Regions from separate parts of the Homo sapiens genome. Here region 1 is linked to region 2. A link is an interaction called in ENCODE POLR2A ChIA-PET data of the cell type or tissue named here. Cell type or tissue: MCF 10A. All regions are shown on one strand. Links, peaks and the distances in the headings refer to the core of each region. The heading gives the core; the rest is flanking DNA.

Evidence for each region. ChIA-PET counts read pairs that join two places held together with the same protein. Peaks named below come from ENCODE experiments on the same cell type or tissue, not always from the same donor. Only the 100,000 strongest peaks of a DNase experiment are listed, where the experiment ranks them.
Region 1: POLR2A ChIA-PET joins it to region 2 with 5 read pairs; 1 of 35 experiments calls an interaction of 5 or more read pairs at or near these places.

Annotation. Positions count from the first base shown.
Region 1 is chr5:145,901,427-145,905,824 of GRCh38, forward strand. It overlaps a transcript of GRXCR2 not described here. Among named protein-coding and RNA genes, the nearest start is that of GRXCR2, 31 kb to the left of the region's middle. In MCF 10A, for the core only: a CTCF peak has its summit at 1,902; a DNase peak (open chromatin) is centred at 2,625.
Region 2 is chr5:146,025,442-146,029,839 of GRCh38, forward strand. The region is part of intron 5 of SH3RF2 (SH3 domain containing ring finger 2); the gene reads left to right. All of the region lies in intron 1 of LOC107986458 (a long non-coding RNA gene), which reads right to left. Among named protein-coding and RNA genes, the nearest start is that of PLAC8L1, 78 kb to the right of the region's middle. RefSeq lists enhancers at 601-1,396, 1,397-2,190, 2,212-3,411. In MCF 10A, for the core only: no CTCF peak of the experiment used is centred there; a DNase peak (open chromatin) is centred at 2,570.

The DNA.
Region 1 (4,398 bases), core at 220-4,219, 120 kb before region 2:
AATATTTATTAGGTACCTACTATGTGCTTGACACAATGGTAGGTGTTAGGAATACAGCACTAAACAACAAAAGCAGAGGTAAAAATGCAGAGATTCTTGAATTTGTGGAGCTTATATTCTAGTGGAGGGAAACACAATATGTTAAATAAATCATAAAAACAGAGCAGGGTAAAGGGGATTGGGAGTACTAAACTCAGAGTGGGGTAAATTGCAACTAAAAATGAGGTGGATAGAGCAGGTCTCACTGAGAAGCACCCTTGAGTAGATGAGGGAGGGATCTAGGAGAACATGGAGGGAAGAATGTTTCAGGCAGCAGGAACAGTAAGAACAAAGGCCCTGTAGCGGGAATGTAACTAATAGGTTCATGGAACAGCAAGGATGCCACTGTAGCTGGAAGGGGCAAGAGTGGATACAGGGGAACCAGGTGGAAGATGATTGCAAACATCTGCTGCAGAAACGACAGTGTCTCAAGATCAGGAAGGGAGCTGTGGAGGTAATGAGAAGTAGGCAGATTCCAAACATATTTTGCAGGTAGTCAACAAGATTTACTCATGGTATTCATGGAGGGAGTGAGAAAAGAAAAGACTTGAAGATGATTCGGAGGTTTTTGTCCTAACAGTGGAAAGCACTGTGCTGCATTACTGAGATACACCATAGCTGATATAACCAGTCTTCTTTTTTTTTAGAGAGATGGGGTCTTGCTCTGTCACTCAGGCTGGAGTGCAGTGCTGTGATTATAGCTCTCTGCAGCCTTGAACTCTGACTCAAGCAATCCTCCCACCTCAGCCTCCCAAGTAGCTAGGACTACAGGCGCATGCCACCATACCTGTCTAATTTTTATTTATTCATTATTTTTTGTAGATACAGTGTCTCACTATGTTTTCCAGGCTGGTCTCAAACTCCTGGCCTCAAGTGATTCTCCTGCCTTGATTTCCCAAAGTGCTGAGATTATAGAATGTGATCCAATGTGCCCGGCCAAACTAGTTCTTTATAAACTAACATATAGATGACCTCTGGGTTTTCTCTACTATGACTAATTCTGCAAAAACTATACTCTTATATGCATCTTTGTGCACATCTGATTGGGTTTCCCACTAAACAATTTCACCTGTCTCTCTCCTCTGGAATGAATGAACTGAGCTGATCTAATCAAACCAACCAGAGGGGGTAGATGTGTGCTCAAGACATGCAAAGGAATCAGTGAGTGACGCCAAGTTAAACATGAAGAAGAGGTTGTCTTTTCTCTTTTACATTTTCCCTTCCTGATTCATCCTGCTCACCAATTACACTGTGCATTACAAAATCAAATAACAGCAAACATTTTTGAGCATTTAAGTGTCAGGCATGATGTTCAGTGATTTGTAAGCATTATCTCCCTTTTACCCTCATGACCACACTATAAGGCATATGCTAAAATTATGTCCATTGTATAGATAAGAAGTAAAAGGAGACCTTGGAGGGGTTTGAGTGCGCCCCCAAGGTCACAAAGGCATAAGCGACTGAACTTGGATTTGCACTTAGACAGTCTAACCTTATAGAGCTCACATCCTCAACCAGATGCATTATGCAGCTTTTAAATAAAAATCAACTCCTACATATCCCTATGATTTTTTGCCTTAGAACAAATAAGCACTGACTAAATACTTTCAGTTGCATTGACAGCAAAGATTGTGCCTAGCCCCCTAAAAGACAGTACAGGGTAATGCAAAGGTCACAGGCTTTGAAATCAACTTTTAGCTGTGTGATCTTGGGTAACGTGCTTAACCTCTCTGAATCTCAGAGACACATATCAGGGCCCTGAGAAAATGAGACATAGCACGGCTAGTTTCCTATGGAGACTTGTTTAAAAACTTCTTCAAGATGTCATATCCAAGTGTCCTGCTAGTGGCTGAAGACAGGTAGTGCAGTCCCCAGTCTCTATTGGAGAAATCTAGATCATTCTCTTCACTCTCTGGGGCCACCCTGCTAAGAGGCAGTTTCCTCTGAAACTCAGTTGCTTCCCTATCTGTCTTCCCCAAAACTTACTCCCTATCCTTCATCAGAGCTGCCACTGAAGTCACCAAAACATTGCAGCGCTGTGGAAAGAAGATTTGATTCAGAGTCAAAAAAAAAAAAAGAGCTCAGATCCCAACTTAGTTCATGAGAATTACTGTGTGACTAAAACAAACCTCTAGCCATCTCTGGGCCTCTGTTTCTTCATCTCTAAAATCATGGGTTTGAGTAAATAAACTCTGAATTCTGTATCAGGATGAACATCCTACAACTCTAACTGTGGAGGTTATGGGAAGGAAGAGAACGATGGATACAGTGAAGACAAAGAATCTGGCCTCTACCAATATTTATTGATGTGTCAGAGGCCACAATTGATTGTCTTTTTCTGGAGCAGGCACACAACTGTTGCTGATGCAGTGAAAGTCATTTTTTGCCTGAGGAAACAAAATGTTCTGGGAAATTTCACAAAAATTGCTTTTGAATTATCTAAAGAGCCACAAATTCACACCAAGCAGGGTGTTACATGAAGCCTGAGGTCCCAAATGTTGACTGTAAATACTCCTCTCTGATGAAAATTTCACAACACTTTAGAGACATGCCCTGAAGTGGTTTAACAATCAGTTGTGTCGGGAAAGGCTGAGGAGGACTCCTAACTGGAGCTGAGTGGGGTCTGACTAACCCCAGATTTGTGTGTGAATGTGGATCTCTGCCCAGAAGGGAGTGAAAACAGAGCTCTGGGAGGATGACATCCCTCACGCCAAGGATCCTCAATCCCACCCCAGGGCAGACACTAGGAAACACACAAATGTTCACACACGTACATCCTCACACCCCACCTCCACCCTCTCCTGAGAACCAGCATCGCTGAGGAAACATGGGATGGTAGATCCAGAGTAGGGCCCACAGTAACCCGGATCTGGCCTGATGGTTGATGGGATCTTGCCCCTGGAAATGGTTTTCCCTAGGCCTTAATTTTACTATCTGTAAAATGAAAGACTTGGACTTGAAGTTTTTAACCTCTGACAATCTACGGTTCCTTAATGAGATGAACACCTTCCTAACCCACTGAGGAGGTAGGTTGCCTTCCTGCAGCCTGGACTTGGCTCTGGAGCCACCAGTTTTATTTGTCACACACAAATCCTCATACCCCTTCCTTGAGAATCTCTTCCCCTGCTCCGTGTGGTCCTGGCAGGAGCCAGAAGACCCCACAGTCACAGCCACAGTGATTGGTTCGGGGTTGGACAGAGTAAGTCAGATGCTGGCCTGATGTTTCTGTTACCTATTTTTGAGTATCACACTGCTCTAAAACCTAATGACTTTAAATGACAATCATTGTATTCCCTCTCATGGTTCTGCAGCTGGAGTTTCAGCCATCTAGAGGCTGGACCAGTTGCCTCCAGATGGGATGAGCCTCACATGCTCTGTTGGTGCTGGTAGCAGCTGAGGACTTAACTGGGGCTCTTGAAGGGCGCATGGTTCTTCTCCCCTCCGTGGCTTGGGCTTTTTAGGGTGTAACAGCTAGGTCCAAAAGGAAGCAGTCCAAACAAGCAAGTCCGCATGCACCGTGACTTATCCAGCTTCTGCTTACATCATGCTGGCTAAAGTCCTACTGGTCAAAACAAGTCACACATCCATGCTCAGAGCCACTGAGGGAGGGAACGACCCAAGAGAGTGATTACCAAAAAGCATGGTTCTTTGACTACCACCAATCAACCAATAAATTACTTTTTGTACTTACACAGTCACCAAAATACCCTTGACTGATATAGAGTCAATATTGGATCTGAATTCAATTCTTATCCTTACCACTTATCAGCTATGCAGCCCAAAAGTTGCCTAGCTTATCAGAGATTCTGTTTCTTTATCCTTAAAATAGAGATAATACCCAGTAATACTGTTCTGAAAAGTAAATAACATGTAAGGCCTGAAAACACTTTATAAATCCAAATGTGTGCTATACAAATAAACATACCACAGTGACGAAGAGAGAAACTGTAAGTTTAAGGCAATTTGGTTTGTTATTCATTCATTTTTATTAGAGATGTACTATGTACACAATATATTTTAACTGCCTGTATGGTGTAGAGGGGATGCCTAAGCCCTCAAAGAATTTAGAGTCCAATAGAGGAAATTGGTATTTACATATATAACATTAAACCAAGGCACCTTCAAAAATGCTGCTTCAAGAGAGGAAATAAAGTATTATGGAGAGAGATGGAGGGAATAAATAATTCCGAGTTGCATGGACGGGGTAGGAGAGGAATGAGGACATCTTCAAGAATGTGGCACTTAACCTGAGACATAAAGAGTGTGTTGGCTTTTATATGCATAGAGGAGGCAAAATGCATTCAGGAGAGCAGTCACTAAATGAACAAAGGCTGGGAGGCATATAGTAAGTGCTTAATA
Region 2 (4,398 bases), core at 300-4,299:
GTCTGGTTCCCACACTTGAGCCAAGATCAGGAGAAAGAGGCCCAAGTTTGTTCAGCTTGGAGAAGAAAAGATTGATGTGGGGTTGAATGATGACTTTGTTTTTCCAAACTTGCATTTCTATACCAGTTTTATTTTCCTGTGTTCTGAAGAGAAAAGGAACATAAATCAAAACATGAAGGATTTAAGGAAGTACAATGAGAAATCTCTCCTACCGCATAGACTGCTGGAAACTAAATACTGCCAATGCTGAAGTGGAATCTATGGATTCTGTTGTTGTTTTTATTGTGTTTGGTTTGGTTTGTATTTATTCTACAGAGGAAGGTAGCTTAGTACAAACAAAAAGGTTTTGAGTCAGGCAAAGCTTCTTGTCATGGCTTTGCCATCTGGTAACTAAATGACATTGAAATTAAGTATCTAACCCCAATAAGCCTCAGTGTACTCATCTGCAAACTGGGATAACTCCTTCCATGCAGGGTCTTGGCAATGGTAGCAATAACTCAAGCTGCAGCCATTGCTATTACCTTCCCCCTCTTTCCTCCAAGGGGAGCTTTTAGAATCTGTCATTTGTGTGACTGGGGAGAACCCTGAATTAACACAGGGAATGGGCCAAACGTTTTAAAATCTAAATGATCATTCCAATCTGAATGTTTTAAGGTATAGTTTTTCACAACTACTAACAGATATGGAGGAGGGGGTGATCTTGCCTCTTATATGTAAAACACTGGCAGGAAAAGGTACTTCCTTAACAGACTCAAGGTCTTCCCCCAAAAATTAAATAAACACATGAATTATAATTTAAAATATAACTAATAGTCCCTACAATATATAACATCTTTGAGCCACATAGTCCCAGGTGGCAGTAACCTTTATTTGCACAAGAAAGGTGATAGATACATCACGAGCGAGGCCTCAAAGAATGTGATCCTAGCACTCCCACAGTTAACTGTATAGCCCTGGACAAAGGGTTTTGCCTGTCTGGGTCCCAGTTTTCTCATTGGAATGACAAAAGTGGCTTGGCAGAGTATTATGTGCGTTAATTGGCTAACAGCACACTCTGAAGATAGGTAACACAGGGAAAGAGCTGTTTCTATTATTTAATGAATCATGGTTATTGTTGTGATTCTTCCTGTCTTCTGCGGGAGCACACATTTACACAACAGACCTGTTTTCTTTCTGTCTGGTGCAAAGTTTTGTCAGGCCCCGCAGGTATTGGGTAGAGCTATTCTCTGAGGCAAAGAGCTTCTCAGCACAGGCAGTATAGTAAGGAAATAAAAATATGGGCTTTGGGGTCAGCTAGATCTAGGACGGAACTCACACTGCTTCTTACCAAACAGTATAACCTTGGGCAAGATACTTTACTCCGTCTGAGCCTCAGTTTTTATATCTGTAAAATGGGACTAATGATGGTAATTTTCATAAGATGGCTGCGAGGATAAAACAAGGCAATGCTTATACATGAGATAATGGCCAGGGTTTAGGAGTGGTAAATGGCTCAATAAATGTTCACTCTGTTGTTATTATTATCATTGGGTCAAGCCAGGAAGCTAAAACCATCTCCCATCCCCACTGCCCCAGGGCCAGCCTATACAAACAGGCCCTACTGAGAATGAGCTTGATCAGCCACATGCTTCAGAGATGATCTGTTGGAGCCTGCTTTGAAGTGCAAAGGCTTCCAAAAGCCCCTTTGCTTTCTTGATAAGCAGTGACAATTCCAGAATTAGGGAAGGAGTGTGACTCTTGGGACAATTGCACTTGCTTAGTTCATACTGTAATTCCGTGTGAACCCATGTGAGAGAAGCCAAAAATGAATGCAGGAAAAAAAAGACTTTGGATAAAAAAGTCAAAGATAGAGACTGAGGCAGAGCCAGTCATCTGTCCACCATTTCCTATACACACCTCGCAGTTTTTTCTGGGAATGCTGTCCTCACCTGGCAAGCGTCCAAAGCCCATTGTGAATCCTAGTTGCCAAAGCCCCTCACAGCCTGTCAGTGAACCAGTCAACAGAGTTGTCGAATGCCCACCAGGCACTGAGCTGGGCACAGGTGATACAGTGAACAAGACAGACATGGTTGCTACAGCCATGGAACCTCCAAGCTAGCAGGGAAGACAAAAACTAAACAAATTATTAACATACTTGATTACAAGGTATTAAGCGTGCAAAGTGCTAGTGAGGTTCAATTATGGGAGATGAAGGGAGTATGTAATGGAGGGTCCACCTAGTCTAGAAAGTCAGAGAAGCCTGCCTGGAAGAAGTGATCTTCAGGTGAAAACCTGGAAGCTGATAGCAGTCAGCCAGGTGAAAAAAGGAAGCGAGCTGAGGTTCTGCACACACCTCTCCTTAGCGCTGCAGCCCAGTTGCCTTTCTACTGAGGTCACTCCAGAAAGCGCCAGTACTCCTGGGGCACAGTGACTTCTGCAGTACTTAGATCCTCAGCCCTGCCCAACCTCCCCGAGGTCCTCGGTCTGGTTTCTGGTGACTAAAGCAGGTTCGATAATTAACATTGCTTACTTCCTTGATTCAGCATTTCTCCAGCAAGAGGTTAAACTTTACATCATCGTTTTGCCCAATTAATCCTGGCAGGTGAGTCACTGAGACGACCCAACCCTGCCCGGGTGGAAAAGGGAGCGGCCTAGCCTGTACCTCAGACATTTTAATGTAGACACTATAGCTCTGGGAGCTGGGAGCAGGGGACATTGATATCCAAGGCCAATGAGGCCTGCAACACACACACACACACACACACACACACACACACACACACACACACAGAGATAATTCAACAAGAAAGGAAGACAAGAGAAGCAAAATAAAACAGAAGGGCAAAAGAAAGGGAAAAGCAATGTAACAGGGTAGCATTCTGGGAACAAAGAGGGTAGTATAGACATGTGGGCACAGACAGACCTTGATGGTGCAGTGGCCTCAGCCAAGTGGCTCAACCTTGCAAGACCTCAGTTTCACCATCTCAAATGGGAAAATTAATAGCGTCTTCCACACAGACCTGTTAGGAGATGAATGAGATACTCGCATACAGAAGGCTTTCTCAGCCTCAGCACTATTGGCATTTTGAGCAAGATCATTGTTGCGGCGGCCGCCCTGGGCATTGTGGGGTTTTTAGCGGCATCCCCGGCCCCTACCCACTGATGCCTGTAGCACCCACCACCACCACCCACCCACCTGTGGCAACAACAGACATTACCAAATGTTCCGCAGGGTCAAAGTTGCCTCCCGCTGAGAACAGCTGATGTGCAGAATGTAGCACAGGGTCTGGCTTGTAGTAAATGCAGAATAAAGGGCAGTTAAGTCAAGGGCTGTGTGAAAAAGATGCCCTTTCTGAATAGCCCCAGCAGACCACTCTTCTCAAACACATGGGAGAATAGAAGGGCTTTGGGGAAACCTGACACTTCCCACAGGTAGGATGGGGAGACTTGCCTGTGCCCTGTCCCTGGAAATGCGCCAAAACACGAACGCGCTCCTAGCTGGAGAAGCTGAAAGGACCTGTGCGTTGAGTGGATTGTTGGAAAAACATATTGTGCAGAGAAACATACATATGTAGTGAAAAGAAAAACAAATTGTGCAGAGAAACATACCCCCACAACAATAAACAAAGGCACAATAAATACATAATTCAGGCCCACTTTCCATTCCCACTCAGCTCCAAGAAAAAAAGGAACTCATTTTGTGACAGACCCAGTGCCACAGTCTTACATCCTCTGTGAGTATTGTTAATCGTTGTTACTTCTTTCCATTTTAGATGGAGGAACTGAGACTCAGAGAGGCTAAGTATCTAGTTCAGTTAGCAAGTGCATTTCAGAGTTTTTGTCAGAACCCAGGTCTGGCTGTCTTCCGGGCCCATGCTCTTTCCCTGCCCAAGCAGTGGGAGTAGTGGGGCATCTCACATGCTAACTCAATTGTCCCCAGAGATGATTGAGGAGAGATTCTGGGACAGCAACCAGACTCAGTGGGAAGGAATAAAGGGATCAATTATCCATGTCTGTTGCGGGCCCAGGAGTAGGAAATGGGTGCATGTGCCGTGTGTTTGCCATCCCCACATAGGCCCATCATCTGAGACTCGGTGATTCCATATCATTCTATTGGGCACTCCCTGGGGGCCATGCTGGGCTCGGGGTACATCTGGATTTGTTCAGCAAACAAGCTTCTGTGCTATTTGCTTTCTCTGCACATAAGCTGAAAATCAGGCCTTCTTCCTAAGGAAGAGTTTCTACAGAGGGCACAAAAGGGGCATGTTCTTCCATTGTTTTCATAGAAAAACAAGATATGGGCCCCTATATCACAACCCTCTGTGAATGCCTCAGGAACTTTATTTTTGATAAATGACAGTGTGTTAAGAAAAGAAAACAAAAGAAAGATAAAGAGAAAACTCCAAGAAAATTGACCAT